Regions from separate parts of the Homo sapiens genome. Here region 2 is linked to region 1. Evidence: chromatin loops called from intact Hi-C (ENCODE). Cell type or tissue: PC-9. All regions are shown on one strand.

Evidence for each region. Hi-C counts contacts between places; a loop is a spot of excess contacts. Peaks named below come from ENCODE experiments on the same cell type or tissue, not always from the same donor. Only the 100,000 strongest peaks of a DNase experiment are listed, where the experiment ranks them.
Region 2: it touches region 1 in a loop (8-fold over the local background); 91 of 110 quality-filtered maps call a loop at or near these places.

The regions. Positions count from the first base shown.
Region 1 is chr22:45,965,392-45,973,391 of GRCh38, reverse strand. The region is part of intron 1 of WNT7B (Wnt family member 7B); the gene reads left to right. Among named protein-coding and RNA genes, the nearest start is that of WNT7B, 7.8 kb to the left of the region's middle. RefSeq lists enhancers at 3,989-4,283, 3,894-4,797, 3,617-4,816, 5,513-6,409. In PC-9, a CTCF peak has its summit at 3,851 (motif pointing right); DNase peaks (open chromatin) are centred at 3,841 and 4,131; H3K4me3 peaks cover 1,170 bases; H3K27ac peaks cover 1,595 bases.
Region 2 is chr22:45,859,441-45,867,440 of GRCh38, reverse strand. It overlaps LOC105373071, which reads right to left and starts at 692. Exons shown (of 6, transcript XR_007068133.1): 1 at 1-692. RefSeq lists an enhancer at 1-98. In PC-9, CTCF peaks have their summits at 3,159 and 3,358 (motif pointing left); DNase peaks (open chromatin) are centred at 3,330 and 7,520.

The DNA.
Region 1 (8,000 bases):
CAGACCGCCCAGCCTTCCCTTGTCTTGCCATCTTCCTGCTTTGTGCTGTGATTCAGATGTAAAGGGATGGTCATGTGGAACCAGAATTGGCTAACGACAGGAGGTGGGACACTAGACCTATGTTTCTGGGCTTAAACAAAAAATAAAAGGAACTCGAGGAGGGAGAACGTCTTTGTAGGTCTACTTCTCCACAAACCCATCCCCGCCAACCGCTCAAAGGAGAGCAAAAGAAGCAGGATGGGGAAGCCAGAGTGGGGAAGCCTCTGTGTGAGGAGAGCAGCACCTGCTGGCGATGCCTTCCCACTGGCGGCCTCTCCAAAGAGGTGCCCAGGCAGGGTCGTGCAAGCTCAGCACCAGCACAAGGCTGGGCCTGGTTAGCCATGGCAGTGCCTGTGTGCGACCCACAGCCAGCCTCCCTAAACCCAGGGCACACGGGGGCAGAGGCTCAGGACACTCAATGCATCTGTGCACACACACCTGTCCTCACAGACTGCCCACGCTCCCGCAGGCACACACAGGCACATGTAGGCACATGCATGCACACACGCGCATACGTTGCCGAGCACAGCCCCCCAAGAGGAGCACAAGCCTCCGCGCAGTTCCCCCGGGGAGCCGCCCCCACGTGCACCTTCTGGAGCCAGGCCAGAGCTGTGTGGCTCCCTAAAGGTGGGGGTACGGGTGTCCCAGCCAAGGCAACTTGGGCAAGCCCTGGAGGCGGCTCCCACCGCACGCTCCGGTCAGCCTCCCCTTTAAAAAAACCCGCCGGGGGAGGAGGCGGATGTAGGGGCGGCCCGTCCAATGGCAGCTGCGCGCCTCGGGAGACTTGGAGAAGTGAGCCAGAGCGAGCGACAGAGCCGGTTCGCACCGACAGACGGACGGAGGTCCAGACCGCAGCCAAGGCGCGCCCGCTGCCCCCGGCCGGGTCCCCGCCCCGCACTCCAGCCCCAGCTCCCGCCGCTGCCCCAGACCCAGCGCCATGCGCGGCCCTAGCGGCGGGGCACGGGCGACAACTGCGCCCGGGCCCACGAGACCCGGCCCCTAGCGCCCAGCGCCGCCGCCCTGCATCGGGGAGCTCCGCGGGGACCCCGGCCTCAGCTGGCCCAGGCGCCCGGCCCGCGGAGCCTGTTCAGCCCCGCCAGGCACGCCGGCCCACCATGCTTCTACTGTCGCCGCGCAGCGCGCTCGTCTCCGTCTATTGCCCGCAGATCTTTCTCCTCCTGTCCAGCGGCAGCTACTTGTGAGTGCCGCGGGCGGCGTGCGGGGTGGGCGGGTGGGCTCCCCCCGGGCCTCCAGCGCTGGAACCGGGCGGGCAGGGAACGCGGCAGCGAGGCCCCTGGGCGGGGCACCGGGTGACCGTCGCGCGCGGGAGCCGGGGGACTTTAGGTCGCCTCGCCAGCCTAAGCTGCCGAGGTGGAGCACTTGGCGGGCAGCTACGGCAGTGAGAAGTCCTGGCTCTGGGGTCAAAGAAAGGATGGCCTGAGAGCGGCTCGACTGCGGGAGTAGAGCAGGCTGTGCACGCCCAGCGCGAGGGCCCGCGGGCACGCGAGCGGCGCCGAGATTCCCTGCGCGTCCCAGCAGAGTCCTGGACCAGCGGGGGACCCCTCCCCATATTAACCCACGCGGCGCGCAATACCATGCCACACTTGGGAGAGCCGCACTCACACACCCGCTCCCTCGTGCAAACACCGGCATGCACGTGCACGCCGCGCTTCACCGGACAGCGCCCGGACTGTACCCCGAAGTCGCTGCGGCTTCTCGCGCCTTCCTGCCGCGCTGGGTAGCCTGATCCCTGCCCCTGCCGAGTCCTCACCTGGGGGCGAGGAGGACGCGCATTGCGTGCTGGCGGCCGCGTTCGCCCAGTTGTCTCGGCCAAGGGAGAGCGCGGAGCGTGGGCGCGCGTGTGTGTGCCCGGCAAGGCAGAGCCCACGGGGCTCTGAGAAGCTCCGGGCAGGGCCGAGTCCAGCCCAGTGAGCCCAGGGGGCGCGCAGTGGTGGCTTCGCCGAATTCCTAATGGGACGCATATGCTCTGGCCTCTGACTTAAAAAGAAGTTTCATTTATGGAACCGCCGTTTGGGGGAATTTAAGCTGGATGCTACTGATTAAACCTCAGAGCCTGCTCTCCCTCCCCTTCTCTTCCCTTCCCCCTCCCCCTCCTTTACACGCGGGCCACGTCCGGGGTCGCCTGACGCGGCCAGAGGGGGCAGCCGCTGCCTTCCCGCTCCCTGCGCCACCCCCTCCCCCCATGCGGTTGCAGTCCTAATACATCGCCTCGCCCCCACCCCCATTTAATAAAGACGCAGCCAATTTCTCCTCTTGCTCCTAGGAAATTACTATCCTACCAGTTTTCCTTCTATAAATAGTCGCGCATCTTGAAACAAAAGTTCGCAACCGCAGCCAGATGCTGCGAGGCCCGCGGTTTCCCGGGCTGTGGGACATAATTACAAGGTCCGGGCACAGAGAGCGCTCCAGGCCCGGCGGGCAGCCCCGGCTGCGGAGGCATCGCCTGAGGGGGGCGGGGCAGCAGGGCGCATGCGGGTGGGGACCGCCTGAGCAGTGGGGACCCAGGCTGATAAAGTGCCAGGGTCCCTGGGTCCTGCTTCTGGTGTCCTTTCCAGGAACTGGATCAACCAGGGGACTTTGGAATTTCAGCGTCTAGCGGTTGGAGGCCAGGAAGCCTCCCCCTCCCCAGAATCCTGGCGTTTCAGCCTTAGGCCTTGCTAGAGAATTGGCAGCTCCGGTGCTTGGGAAATCAGTTTTGGAGCCGGCTGGCTGAGGTTCGGTGTTCATAGAGAGGTGTCCGGGGTGGGAGACCAGGAGTCCTGCGGAGGTGGAGGCAAGGGAAGTGGGGGGGTTGGGGGTTGGGGTAAGGGTCGGAGAGAGGGAGGTGCGCAGGGGCCCCAGAAGCCTGGTGGGAGTTGATGCCAAGGCAGCAGTGAGGGGCCTCTGGGGCAAGGTGGTGCCCAGTGTACCTCTGCAGACCCCGGGTTTACCTCAGGGCTGGCCCCTCATCCGGGCCTGCAGTGACTACCCCCGCCAGGCTTGCTCCTGGAGTGTGCACTGCCCAGCTGTGTTGGCAGAAATTCTCCTAAGGAAACAGTTTTTCCAGGCATCCCTGGGCCAGTGCTGGGGTCTGGCCTGGGTCGTCGGGGACAGGAAGGCAGACTGCATCCCTGACTTGCCCTCAGTAGCTCCTGCCCCACAGGGAGGAAGACGCTGACGCCAGCCTTCCCCAAGCGGAGAGGAACCCAGACACGTTCCCGGAGTGAGGGGGGTGGGTCTCAGATTTCCCTTGCCCGGTTTGTTTGGTGGGCGCAAGGCTGACCATAGATGGGAGTAGGGCCTGCGCGATTCGGTTTGAATGAAAGCATGCAAAGTGAGAAGACCTTGGTTTCGATGTCTCTGACCCGATGGCTGCACTTGGGGGAGGCAGCCAGCAGCAAGTGCTTGGAGAGCTGTGAGAGGTGGGGGTGAGTGTCAGCCGACCCTCAGCACTGCAGGCGCACTCGATGGCATTGGCCTTTGGATCTGAGGATGCCTGGGCTAGGAGGGTCGCTGGGTGGAGGCTTCATTCTGCTCCAGAGAACTTTCAGGAGCTTTCCAGATCCCATTGCTGGGATCCCAGACGCTGGCTGACAGCTGATCCTCCCCCTTTCATCTGGACTGCTCCTCTAGCTCCCTGTCCTGGGCTGTGGTCGGTGCACACCGAATCCCAGACGCATGCCTGGGCCCCTGCCACTGATCAGGTTGGACGGGTGTGTTGGCCTGGAAGCGCCCTGCGCCCCTGCTACATGCTGACTTGCAGCCGTGCTAGGCGGCTCTGGCCAGCCCTCGCCTTCTCTGTGCAGAGCTCTGTTGTCAGTGCAGGAGCTCCCAGGGCCAGCGGGGGTCAGTAAGGGCCCAAGGGAGGGCAGGTAGGGGACTGCAGGCCAAGAGGAAGGCTTGTGGTGCTGGGTCAGCTGCAATGGGGGCCTGGCTGAGGCCTTGACCAGGACCAGGCTGCGCTTCTGTCCCAGGCAGGTCTCTTCCGCTCTCAGTCTTCCTCTCCCAGATGTGGGGGTTGGCTCTGACGACCCCCCCAGGTCTTCCGGTAGGAGCCTGTCATGGTGACCGCCTGCTCTGGGGAGCCAAGTGAGTCATGGGTGACGGGGCGGTTACTCACCGACCACCTGGCTGTGGCAGGGTGGGGGGGCACTTACCACGGCCCCGCCAGGCCAGGCCTCTTCCCGGCTCCACCGCTGTGGCTTTGTCAGCGGTGCCAGCCACAGTCCCAGAAGTGCTGTGGCCATGACCCTCGAGGGGGAGGAGATGAACCAGGCCTACTCCCATGGCACCATGGCCCGTGTGGGGACAGGATGCGCCCCGTGGCTCAGGCGTGTTCAGGTTGCCCTTGGGGGAGGGGCAACTCCCAGCCTGGAGGGTCTGCGTCTATCCAGGTCTGGGAGGGGCTCTGCTGTGTGCCCTGAGCAGGTCCATGAGCCTCTCTGGGCCTCAGTCTCCTCATGGGTCACTTGGGATGGTGATCCCTCTCCCAAGGCTCAGATCAGGCCACGTGTAGTTGGCACTTGAAAGTGTAGAACGTTCCATAGAGGGTGTGCATGTGGGGTTCAAGCTGGGAAATCTGATGAGATCTCAACTGGGGACCCCCCACTGGAGGTGGGCAAGTGGAGCCTCCCTAATCACAGGAAACTCCCCAGAACTCATCACCAGGTGGACGAGACCCAACAACCATTGGCTAAAGGGGAGAATGTGCATCCTGGACCGTCTGTGTGCAGAGGGAGGACAGGAGGTCCTGGGGTGACGCTGGACTCCACGGTTGTGCACTGAGGCCTGTAGGATAATGCGCCGTTTTCTAACATGGTTTCCCGTGAGGCCAAAGGGCATGATAGTGACTCAGATCTGGGTCCTCATCCTGACTCCACAGGGCCCTCACTGCCTGGCTGTGTCCCAAGGCCCAGCTCTTCCCTCTCCAGTGCAGATCACGGGAGCACAAACCTCACCGGGTGGCTGTGGGAAGCTCTAGCTTGATGCCTGGTGTGGTCGGTGTGCAGGAGACAGGCCATTCTCAGCTATCAGGAACAGGGAGGTTGGCCACAGGCAGCACAGAGGGAGGCCCAGTGGCTGTGTTCATTCAGGAAGGAGTGGTGGACCCCCTAGGGCATCTCAGAGGGCTTCCCAGAGGAGATGACTCTCAGACAGGGTTTTGAAGGATGGATAGGAGTTGGCCAGACTAAACAGGCACATGAAAGAGACCCCTAGAAGAGGGAACAATACTGTCAAACACATTCACCAGGGGTTCCCCTCCAGGGAGGCTCAGAACATCTTGCTGAGGTGGGCCGATGGGATGCCAGGATCCAGAGAAGAGGCTGTTTCCCAAGGTCACCTTGGATCCCAGGGGTTCAGCCCTCCCAGTTCCAGCTCCTCACCCAGTGCCCGCGCTGCCTCTGAAGGGAAGCTCCCCCTATGCAGTCCCACGGGGAGTGGAATCAGGGTCTCCCAGGGCCTCAGGCTCCAGCCAGCAGTTGGAGGTGCTGATGGGGGGCGAGGTGATGATCATGAAGTTGGTGATTTTTGAGGCGCCGACGGCACATTATTGTTCCCTCATTCACACACTTCCCTGGGCTCCTCTGGGGACACAGTGGACAATGGCCAAGCAAGTCACACTCCCGCCCCTTCCCCTCCCACCCACCACATCCCCGGAGGCTTGAGTCACCCTGGCAGGGCAGGTGGGTGCCTATGGGGAGCCCAGGGCCCCTGCTTGGGTGTGGACCAAGGCTCTGTTCTCGGAGGACCCTAACAGACCCTGGGTGTGGCATAGCGGTGTTGGATGAGGTAGAGGGCTCGGTTGTGGGTGTCTAGGCCATCGGCCCAGGGCCAGGGTGCGGAGCCAGTGCATTCTGGAGGACTTCCCAATTGGAAGGGGCCACATGCAGTGGGAGCCCCAGAACTAGGACCCACATGCAGTGGGAGCCCAAGCCCTCACGGCTCACACTGCTCCCTGTCATCCCCAGCAGATGGAGAGGCGGTAGCAGGCTCCTAAGGCTGCCGCCCTACACAGCCTTGGGTCCGGCTCAGATGGGGCTCAGCTCCCCTCCCAAAGGGACAGGAGGCCGGGCGCCCTCCCTTGTCAGATGAAACCCCGGCCCAGGGCTCCTTCAGCCTGATGAAAGGGTCATTGTGTGGTGCGGGCCGCCCGCTGGCCAAGGACAAAACCACCGTTTGTCCTCCGTCCCTGGCGCAGGGCTGGGGGCCTCACCTCAGGCTGGCCGGCAGGGTGGGGGTGGGTACAGGTGCGCTCCCTCCCCCCTTCCTTGTCTTCCCACTCAGCCTGCCTGGGGCCCCTCCCCCATCCCTGCCCCTCACCCAGGGCGTTCTTGTCCTCTGAGCGTGGGTCCTGAGGCTTGGGTCAGCTCCACTGTTGGCAGAGAGGCAGTGAGTTCTCCAGCCCCGGAGGCATACAAGCAGATGCAGGAGTGAGGGCCGGGGATGCTGGGGAGGGTCCCTGCCTGGGCAGAGAAGCAGCGCTCACAGGTTCTCTGTGCAAGCAGCCGGTGGAGTGGTTGGCCTTTCCAGAGGCCATCCCACAGTCTCAGTAGTAGAGTGGCAAGTGAGGCTTGGCACAGGGCCATCGACACTTCCTCCATCCCCAGGCTGGAGCAGGTGGCAGCTGAGGTGCTGGAGCTGCCACGAGGCTGGGTCTGAGGCTGTGTGCAGAAGACACTAACGTCCTGCTCCCCCAAGCAGCCTTTGCAGCTTTAGAGTGTGAAGCCTGCAGGTGCCTGGAGCTGGGCCTGGGAGGAAGCCACCGCACCCGACGAGCAGCTTGCCGGGTGTCAGCAGCAACGGAGAAGAGCCCGAGTGAGCATCCCCTGGAGTCCTATCCCATGACCCCTGCAGGCCTCTATCGCTTTCTGGAGCCCTCCCGCACTGTGATCCCTGCTCCAACCCTTCCGTGCCCTGTTGGAGCTCTGAATGGGCCAGGCCGGAGGGAGCCCGGGCACAAGGACTGGTGGTGTCTCAGCTGGCCTCCGCGCAGTGGGTATTGGCGTGGCCAGGGTGAGGAGGCATCCAGAGCTGAGACTTAGGCCCGCGCAGTCCCACGTGGTGAGACAGATGGCAAAGCCCCTTCCAATTGGGAAGTCCTCCAGAATGCACTGCCTGCCCTGCAGACCCCCGCCTGGGGGACACAGGATGAGGCATTCCCACTTCTGGAGGACTCAGTTTCCCCCAGAAGGCCCTCCCTAGTGGGACTGACGTGTGCACAGTGCCCAGGGTCTGCTTTGGAATCTGTGTCCCCCTCGGGCTGCCAGAGAAGGGGAGCTAGGAGAGGCCCGTCTGCCTTGGTAGGTGGTGGAGTGAGGAAGACGAGGTCAGGGTGCAGAGTCACTCGCCCAGGTCAAGCAGCTGAGCCCAGATTTGAGCCCAGGGACTCCTGGCTGTCGGGTCCATGCCACTTGTCACGGTGTTTTACTAAGGCGGGTTTCCAGCCTTGGGCGGGCTCTGTTGCGTGTCCCGTTTCCTGCCTGTCCTCTCCAGGCAGAAACCAATGCCTCCAGTTGCTTAGAACTGTGTGTTGACCAAGAGTCCCCGGGGCCCTGAGCGAGGGTCTCAAGGTTGCAGGGGCTGCCTCCAAGTTTAGCTTTGGGACCAGAGGTGCAGCTGTCCTGCGGGTATGGGAAGCCCAGAGGCCTTCTGTTCTGGGTCTTGTCCTGCTTTCGCCCCTGACCCAGGAGCTCTGAGACCAGCCTGGCCAGCTTTGTTGGGTCAGCATGTGTGTGGTCCTGGATGCCCAGGTCCTGTTCCTGGCTCAGCTGTGGGCTTGCGGCAACCTTGAGGGTATCCCTCCCCTTCTCTGGGCCTCAGTTTCCCCATCTGGGTGGTGGGTCTGGATGCTCCCCCAGGTCCTCTTCCTCCCTCCTCCCCTTCCTGCTGGCTCCACCACCACCCTGAACTTTCCCTTCATGCCCACAGCGTGACGGCAGCCCCCGCGGGTGGGTTATCAG
Region 2 (8,000 bases), 110 kb after region 1:
GGGCTGCGGGACACCCCTGGGCGCGGGAGAATCTCCGAGACCCGCGACGGGAGCGGCCTGGGCGCGTGGAGCGGAGGTGGTGGCCAGGCCGGGCGGCGGAGGTGCTGGGGGTCGAGGACTGGGCCGGGCCATCCCGCAGAGGGCAGTGCAGGATCGGCCCTGGCCACACGCGCCCTCCGGCTGCCAGGGCCGCTCCGCCGCGCCGCGCCCTCTCCCGAGGCCCCAGCGGTTCTCCAGCACCAGGGGCGGCGCGGAGCTGCTGTTCTCGCCTTGGACTGTCACAGCAGCCCCGGGACGCGGCCGATCAGCTCCGCTTCATAGAGAAGGAAACTGAGGCCCCGAGAGGTCAAGCACCTCGCCCCAGGCCGCACAGCTAGAAACGGGGAGGCCTGGCTGCGACCCCGCCCTCCGCAGTGGGGACGCGTGGGCTCCTGACCCTACGAATAGCAGGTTGCTCCTGACCCCGCGCCGCCGGCTTCCTCAGGGCCCTCGCAGTCCGCCGCTTTGTCGCCCGTCTGGCCCCGCGCCTGCAGGGGTCCCTCCCGCGCTGCAGGACTTGATCGGGGCTTGGGGTGGGCCGCGGCGGGTCTGGGGTCCTCTGGCTCCCGCGCTTACGGGAGCGGCGGGGAAGGGAGCCCGCCTCGGAAGGGCCCCCTTTGCCGGGCACAGGCAGGCCGGTCCTCCCGCGCTCCTCGCTCCCGGGCTGTGGCCTCGCGTCCCCGGGCCACGGCGCTGCAGCCACGCGGGCGGCGCGAAGTCGTGGAAGGCGCGGACCGTCCTCCCCGGGCACTGTGGGACTGCGGGCCTTCCCGGTCCAAGCCAAAGCACGTGCCGTGGAGCTCGGCCCCGCGCGGGGCAGAGGGAGTGGTCCAGGGCTCGGGAGCGCGCTGTCTCCACCTCCCCAGCACCCGCCTGCCCCGCGCCAGAGCTCGTCCCTTCCCCCATGGCCTACGGGAAGGGAGCTGGGTGTTCTCAGAGGGACCCGGGGAAGGGACGGCAGGGACCTCTCGACGACATGGAAGGAAAGAGGGGAGGAGAGGGAGGGTGGGCACGGGAAGGGGAGCAGCTGAGGGGCTGGGAGGGAAGCGGAGAGTAGCGCGGAGCCAGGCGGAGGAGCGGACTTGTTATTTACAGTTATTAATTGCTGGGAACAGATTGCAGCTGGAAACGCTCTCGGTGCCAGCTCTCGGTGCCAGCTGAACCTCTCGGAGCAAGCCCCATTCGCGCAGGCCGCTGTGAGCGAAGGCTCCACGCGAGCATCTCCTGGGTGTGGGATCTCGGTAACCCCAGGCCTCACATCCTAACATCCAGGCCCTGGAGCCTGTGAGCCTCCTGAGGGTCTCTAACCGACTCCGGCTGGACAGTGCGGGCCCTCAACTTGCCCTAGTATGAGTCATCGTGGCAACACCTCAGAAAATACCCAAGTCACTCCAATTACAGCATTATCAATCGCTGCCATCGCTCTGGAACTCAACCCAATGAAACTGGCGAGAATGCCAGCCGAGCCGGGCCAGGCCGGGAGGAATCCAGTTCTTGGCGAAGGCTGCCGGCCTGGCAGTGCGTCTGCGGCCATGCCAAGCCACAAGCCCTGTGTGGTCGAAGCTGCAGAGGTGTCGGCTCCATTTCACAGTCATGGACACTGAGGCCCACCAAGGCTAAGGCCTGTCCTTCAGCCCAAACCCTCGGGAGAAAACCCAGAGAGGGAAAGGCTGCCTGGGCAAAGCCTGCCTCAGATGGCAGGGGGCGGTGGTGGGTAGGGGGCGGTGGAGAGGGCCGCAGTATGGCCATGCACCGCACTAGTCCCTGGCATGGTGGCCTTTCATGGAGCGTCTATCCTGTGTCGGCGGGGCCATGGGCTGTGCATGCATTACCCCATCAACCTCAACAAAGTAGGTGCCACGATCCCTGTCTTACAGACAATGAAACAAAGGCTCAAAGCATTTGTCACCTGCCCAGGGTTACTCAGTTAGTAAATGACAGCTCTAGGTTCAAACCCAGCCCCATCTGACTCCGGGTCCATGCTGCTTCCACAGGGACTCGCCTTCTGTCTCCTGCCTGAAGGTGAATGTGCTGACCGAGGGCACCGTCTCAGTGCCTGTGTGCACGTGTGCACACGCCACACCCATCAGCAAAGATCCCACTGGGCCCCTGCCTCTGACATCCTGCGGGCGGACAGCCTGGCCCAGCAGAGTGGGGAGGCCAAGTACAGCTGGCCCACCCACGATCCAGTGGTGCTCCATGCTCCTAATCAGTAAGATATGTTTTTGGAATAAAAACCACATCAGCATTTTTATTTTCAAGTTCAGACAAGGCTTTTTTTTTTCTTCCCCATCTTCCTTTCACATGGGTGAGGCTAATCTTCCTGCCTTGACTGACAAGTCTTTAGACTCAGCTATACATTTAAAGAAGCAAAGAATCAATGACCACGGCGCAGGCAGACTTCTTCCTTGAGTTTTTCAGATTTCAGTAACACCACAGCCCATAATTACTAATGCAAAATTAAAAAAAAAAAAAAAAAGATACCAAGACGGAAGCTAAGTGCTTCTTTGCTGTGTGTCCTGGCAAACCAGATGGGGCAAACTCCAGGACACTTCCTGCCCTTCCCTTGGTTAAAGAACGGTCTCACCTTTCTTCCCAAGGACCTTCCTGGGGAGCAGGGCCGGGGGTCCCCAGGTAGATGGGCTCCCAGACTGGGAGCAGGGAGGGGGAGAGCCTGGCGAGTGCTGGTGCTTCCGACGGAAAGATGGACTAATATAATGAAAGGCAAAGATGAATGGGGATGAGGAAGCAGGAGGCGGCAAGGGGAGAGGCGAGCGGGCGTCGGGAAGCTGCTGCAACTGTGCAGGCCCAGGTGTGAGCCAGCAGCTCCAGGGAAACCACTTACAGCTCAAGAATACCAAGAGCAGGCGAAAGCCTCTCTCAGGAGTGGGGAGGACGCCATGGTTACAGAGTAAACATTACCATTTCCTCTCCCCTCCTTAATGTTTTTCAGAGTATATTCAAGTTAAAAGTCTCTCCTCATGGAATTTAACTTGACTTCTATTTAAGAAAAGGTGGGGGTGGGGGAGGCAAATTCAATGCAGTAAGTTTCTTGGGCATTTGTTCAGAAAGGTTTCCGAGAAAAGCAGAGCCTCAAACGCTGGTAGGTGGAGGAGAGGTGGAGAAGCTACCGGCAGAGCTAACTGCACAAGTTACCTCCTTCCAGAGGCAAACCCGAGAGAACAGGCACTTCACTGTGGGGCCTGTTCCGGGCACTGCTGGATGTCAGACACTTGGGCCCACTAAATGTCAGTGACATCCCCTAGTGACTGACAACTCACGCTCCCACATAGTCCAAAATGCCCCCTGGTGGGGGGAGGGGGTACTGCCGCCAGAGAGCTGCTGGGGTGGATAATTGGATGTGTGGGGATTTTCTCACCTCTGGAAGGAGGTTAGACGTGTAGTTGGCTCTGCCGGGAGCTCTTCCACCTCTTCTCCATCTGGCTCACCCAACTCAGCGTTTGAGGCTCTGCTTAAATGTTATTTCTTATAACTTTTCTGAACAAATGCTCAACAAACTTACTGCCTTGAATTTGCAGTAGTGTGTGATGTGTGGGTGTGAGGGGGCACAGAGTGGGGAAGGATGGTGGTTAGAGATGAGGGTGTCAAGAGGCACCAGCTGGCTCATCAGTTGCTTCGAATGCCATCTTGGGGAGGAAGCCCCTGAAGAATTTCAGGTAGGGGAATGGCAGGACAGAGCTGCACTCCAGAAAGATCACTTTGGCTGCCGGGTGAATCATGCTTTAGAGAAAGATAAGATTGATGATTGAGGCCTGGAATTTTCTTTGTGGAAGACAATTTCTTTTATTTTCTTTTTTTTTTAAGAGACAGGACCTAGCTCTGTTGCCCAGGCTGAAGTGCAGTGCACAATCATGGCGCAGTACAGCCTCAACCTCCTGGGGTCAGGCAATCCTCTCACCTCAGCCTCCTGGGTAGCTGGGACTACAGGTATGAGCTACCACCTTGGCTAATTGTTCTATTTTTTGTAGAGATGGGGTCTTGCTCTGTTGCCCAGGCTGGTCTCGAACTCCTAGGTTCAAGGAATCCTCCTATCTCAGCCTCCCAAAGTGCTGGGATTACAGGTGTGAACTGCTGAGCTCGGCCTCGACTTTAATAGATATAGGGCTATTAGGATTTTCTATTTCTTCTTATGTCCATTTTAATAATTCATGTCTTTCATGGAAATAATTTCATCTAAGCTGTCAACATTTTTGGTATAAAATTATTCATAATTTTTCTTTATCTCCCTTTGTAGGACTTGTAGTGATGTCCTATCTGTCACTGCTGTTATCCTTAAAGTGTGGGGTTTTTTCTAGCTGGAGATTGAGCAATTTTATGGATGTTTTCAAAGATCCAGCTTTTGGTTTTATTGATTTTCTCTATTGTTTGACAATTTTCGATTCCATTCATTCTGCTTTTCCTGGTATTGTTTTCTTCTTACTTTGTATTTCACTTGCTCTTGTTTTTCTAGTTTCTTATGTTGGGAACTTAGATCATCAGTTTTCAATCTCCCTTCTTTTCTAACACAGCATAAAGCTCTGCATTTCCCTCAAGCACTGCTTTAGCTGCATCTAAAAAATTTCCAGATATTGTATTTTCCATATTATTCAGCTCAACGTATTTCCAATTTGCTTTTTAATGTCTTCTTTGACCTACAAGTTATTCATAAAAATGCTTTTCAATTTCCAAATATTCAGATTTTTCCAGGCATCTTTTTGTTATATATTTTAATTTAGTTCTGTATGTGAAATCATAGTTATTCTCTAGAATTTCAAGCATAAACATACTACCTTAGGATAACATTCTGAGTGAAGGGACATGAAAATGCAGGTTTTAGAAGAAGTAGTAAGAATATAGCTTTCTCTCAGTATATTTGGGAGTATCCCACAAACACTGCATTTTTAGTCTATGTTTGGTTGAAAAAAACCCATTTTATAAGTGGCTCCTTGCAGTTCAAACTCGTGTTGTTTGAGGGCCAGCTGTATTTCCGAACATTAAAAGAAAGCATGTTCCACTTCAAAATGGATAATGGTGGGTACTACATTTTTCTGTATTTGAATTCTATTAAGATCATTGAAGGAGTGATGTAATTGTTCTATTTTAAAGCATCTCAGCTATTTGTTGAAAATTATATTATTTGCATCTGTAAATACTTAAGATGAAAAAATTTAGAAATCAACTTGATAGTTTGATACAGATTTTTTTCCGTGTTCTTTGGGGAGATGTGAACAAAATGTTTGAAGATAACTTAGCTGAATAATGAATAACAAGGTATCTGGAATTCGGGCATTTTCTTTTTCTTTTAGGATGGGTCAGGCTTGAGCCTACGGGAAAGGAGGTGGCAGGGAGGGAGAGGTGGAAGATGCAGGAGACTGAGGATTGCCTGAGCGTGAGGTCCCTGTGGAAGTGGAATGGGCAGCGTCGCTCACAGGTGGAGGGCTGGCCTTGGAAGGAGATGGGCTTCTTTCACTGTCCAGGAGGGAGACAGGAGCAGGTGGGTGCAGGTGCAGGCTGGAAGGATTGAGGGTGAGAAATTGAGGGAGTTCCTGTCTGAAGGTCCTGGTGAAGTAGGAGGTGAGAGGAGATGGGGGGCCAGATGTTTGGGCAGAATTCAGGTTTTCAGTAGCCCCTGCGGAGCTCAAGGGTGCTGAAGGCATGATGCACGCGCTATGAAAGGAGACTGTTCGACACTCTTGCAGCCCCTGTCACAATTGAAGCTGCGCTTCTTTAGTGCCTCAGTTGGAGAGCCACTGTCTTTTCCCAGTGCCCAGCCCAGGGTCTGGTGCTTGGTATTTGTTGAAGGGATAGATTGCTGGACACGTGAGCCCAGGCATCATCAAAGCACAGCTGTGAGAAAGCCAGGTTGGGCTGTCATGACCAGGCCTAAGACTGCAGTGACCTGCTGCCTGCTTCCCACAGGCGTACCATTCATCTCTCTCCCAGTGCCTGCTCTGAGTGAGTCGTCATAATGCATGAAACCATCTACGGCAGTGGGAACACGTCCCAGGGGTTAGTGGAAGGTGCAGATCGAGGCGGACCCAAGTCCTTGGAAGGTTTCCTGACAGGGGGAGGGCACTGTGGCCGGGCTTTAAAGAAAGAGCAGGTTTTTGGTGGGGGAGAACAATGTGAATAAAAGCCCAGAATAAGGACCCACACAGATCCTGCCAATGGAAGCAGGTGGGGCTCTGCCATCCTCTGCTGCAGCAGGATTCTCTGTGCACTCCACCCCGCCCCCCACCCCACTCTGCAGGAGCCCCAGCACGGCGGCTGCCATTTGCTCAGCATCTTCTTTTTTTTGTTTGTTTTGTTTTGTTTTAAACAATATTATGAAATGGTCTTGTTTTTTTTATTTTTTTTTATTATACTTTAAGTTTTAGGGTACATGTGCACATTGTGCTGGTTAGTTACATATGTATACATGTGCCATGCTGCTGCGCTGCACCCACTAACTCGTCATCTAGCATTAGGTATATCTCCCGATGCTATTCCTCCCCCCTCCCTGCTCAGCATCTTCTAAGAGCAAGGTACCCTCTGGAAACCACCGGATGGAATCCTGACCTCGATTCTGGTTTGCTGGAGGGATGGTCTGCCTTTAGTGATGTTCAGGCCTTCAATGTATTGGATGGGGCCCGCCCCCGTTGGGGAGGGCCCTCTGCTTTATGGGGTCTACCAATTCAAATTCAATTCAAATGTTAATCTCATCTAGAGACACCCTCATGAGCCCAAAATAATACCTGAACAAATATCTGGGCACCCTATGGCCTGGTCAAGTTGACACATAAAATGAACCATCACACCCTATGTCCCGTGAGAATGCAGGGGTGATGTGCGCGTACCTTCTCATGCGGGAGCACTGGCATGGGCGAATCTCACAAAGGGGCACTGACGCGGGCGGGCCTCACGTGCAGGCAAGTCTCAGCAGGGAGGATGGAAAGGAGGAGGGCGCAGGATGGACAGGAGGCTGCAGCTGGTCACCAGGGAAGCGACTCAGGCCTGGCACTGGCTCACCTGGGCCCCACGTGAACTGCACGTTCAAAGTCTGCACCCCACCGGGCTAGCTCCGGTGAGAGTAGGGACTGGGCCTGTCCTATGACGCCTGGGCATGTTTACTACTGTCGTGGGCTGAATGGTGTCCCCCACCCACCCCCTACAATTCATGCGTTACAGGACCTCAGAATGTGACTACATTTGCAGACAGGACCTTTACAGAGGTCATTAAATTAAAATGGGGCATTAGGGTGGACCCTAACCCAACCTGACTGGTGTCCTTGTAAGAAAAGGGGATGTGGACACACAAGGAGACCCCAGGGGCACAGAAGGACAACCAAGTGAGGAGGTCGCAAGCCAAGGAGACAGGCCCCGGAAGAAACCAGCCCTGTCGACACCTGGACCTGGGACTTCCAGCACCCAGACTGTGAGAAAATTCATTTCTATTGCCTAGTCACCAGTCAGTGGTATTTTGTGACGGCAGCCTGAGCTGACTAATACAAGTGCATAGTTAGTGCTCAGTGTTTGCTGAAGGTTGAATCAATAAGCGCTTTCGCCCCAGCCCTGGGTTAGCTCAGTGCAATGCAGGGAGGCAAATGTGAAAGGGCCCAGAGCCGTCACAGGAGCAGAGGGCTGTTCAGGAAGTCTTCCTGGAGAAGATTTCTGGGGGCACACCCGGTGGACACAGGTTGGGGAGGTTCTAGGTGGGGGCTCGCGTGGGCGTCAGCCTCGAGCCAGAAGAGACCGCCAAGTGCTTTGCGGCTGCTGCATGGTCACCTGCCAGAGAGGGAGGGCTGGAGGAGGGCTCGGGACGCACCTCATGTGCCTCTCTAAGGAGTCTGGGCCATGTCCTGAGGGCAGCGGGAGCCTCCAACAGGAGATTCTCAAGGAAGATACCTCTAGTGGCTGCAGATGAATTGGGCAACACAAAGCTGGCACTGCAGGGCAGAGGCGGGAGGCAGCCTGGCCGAGTG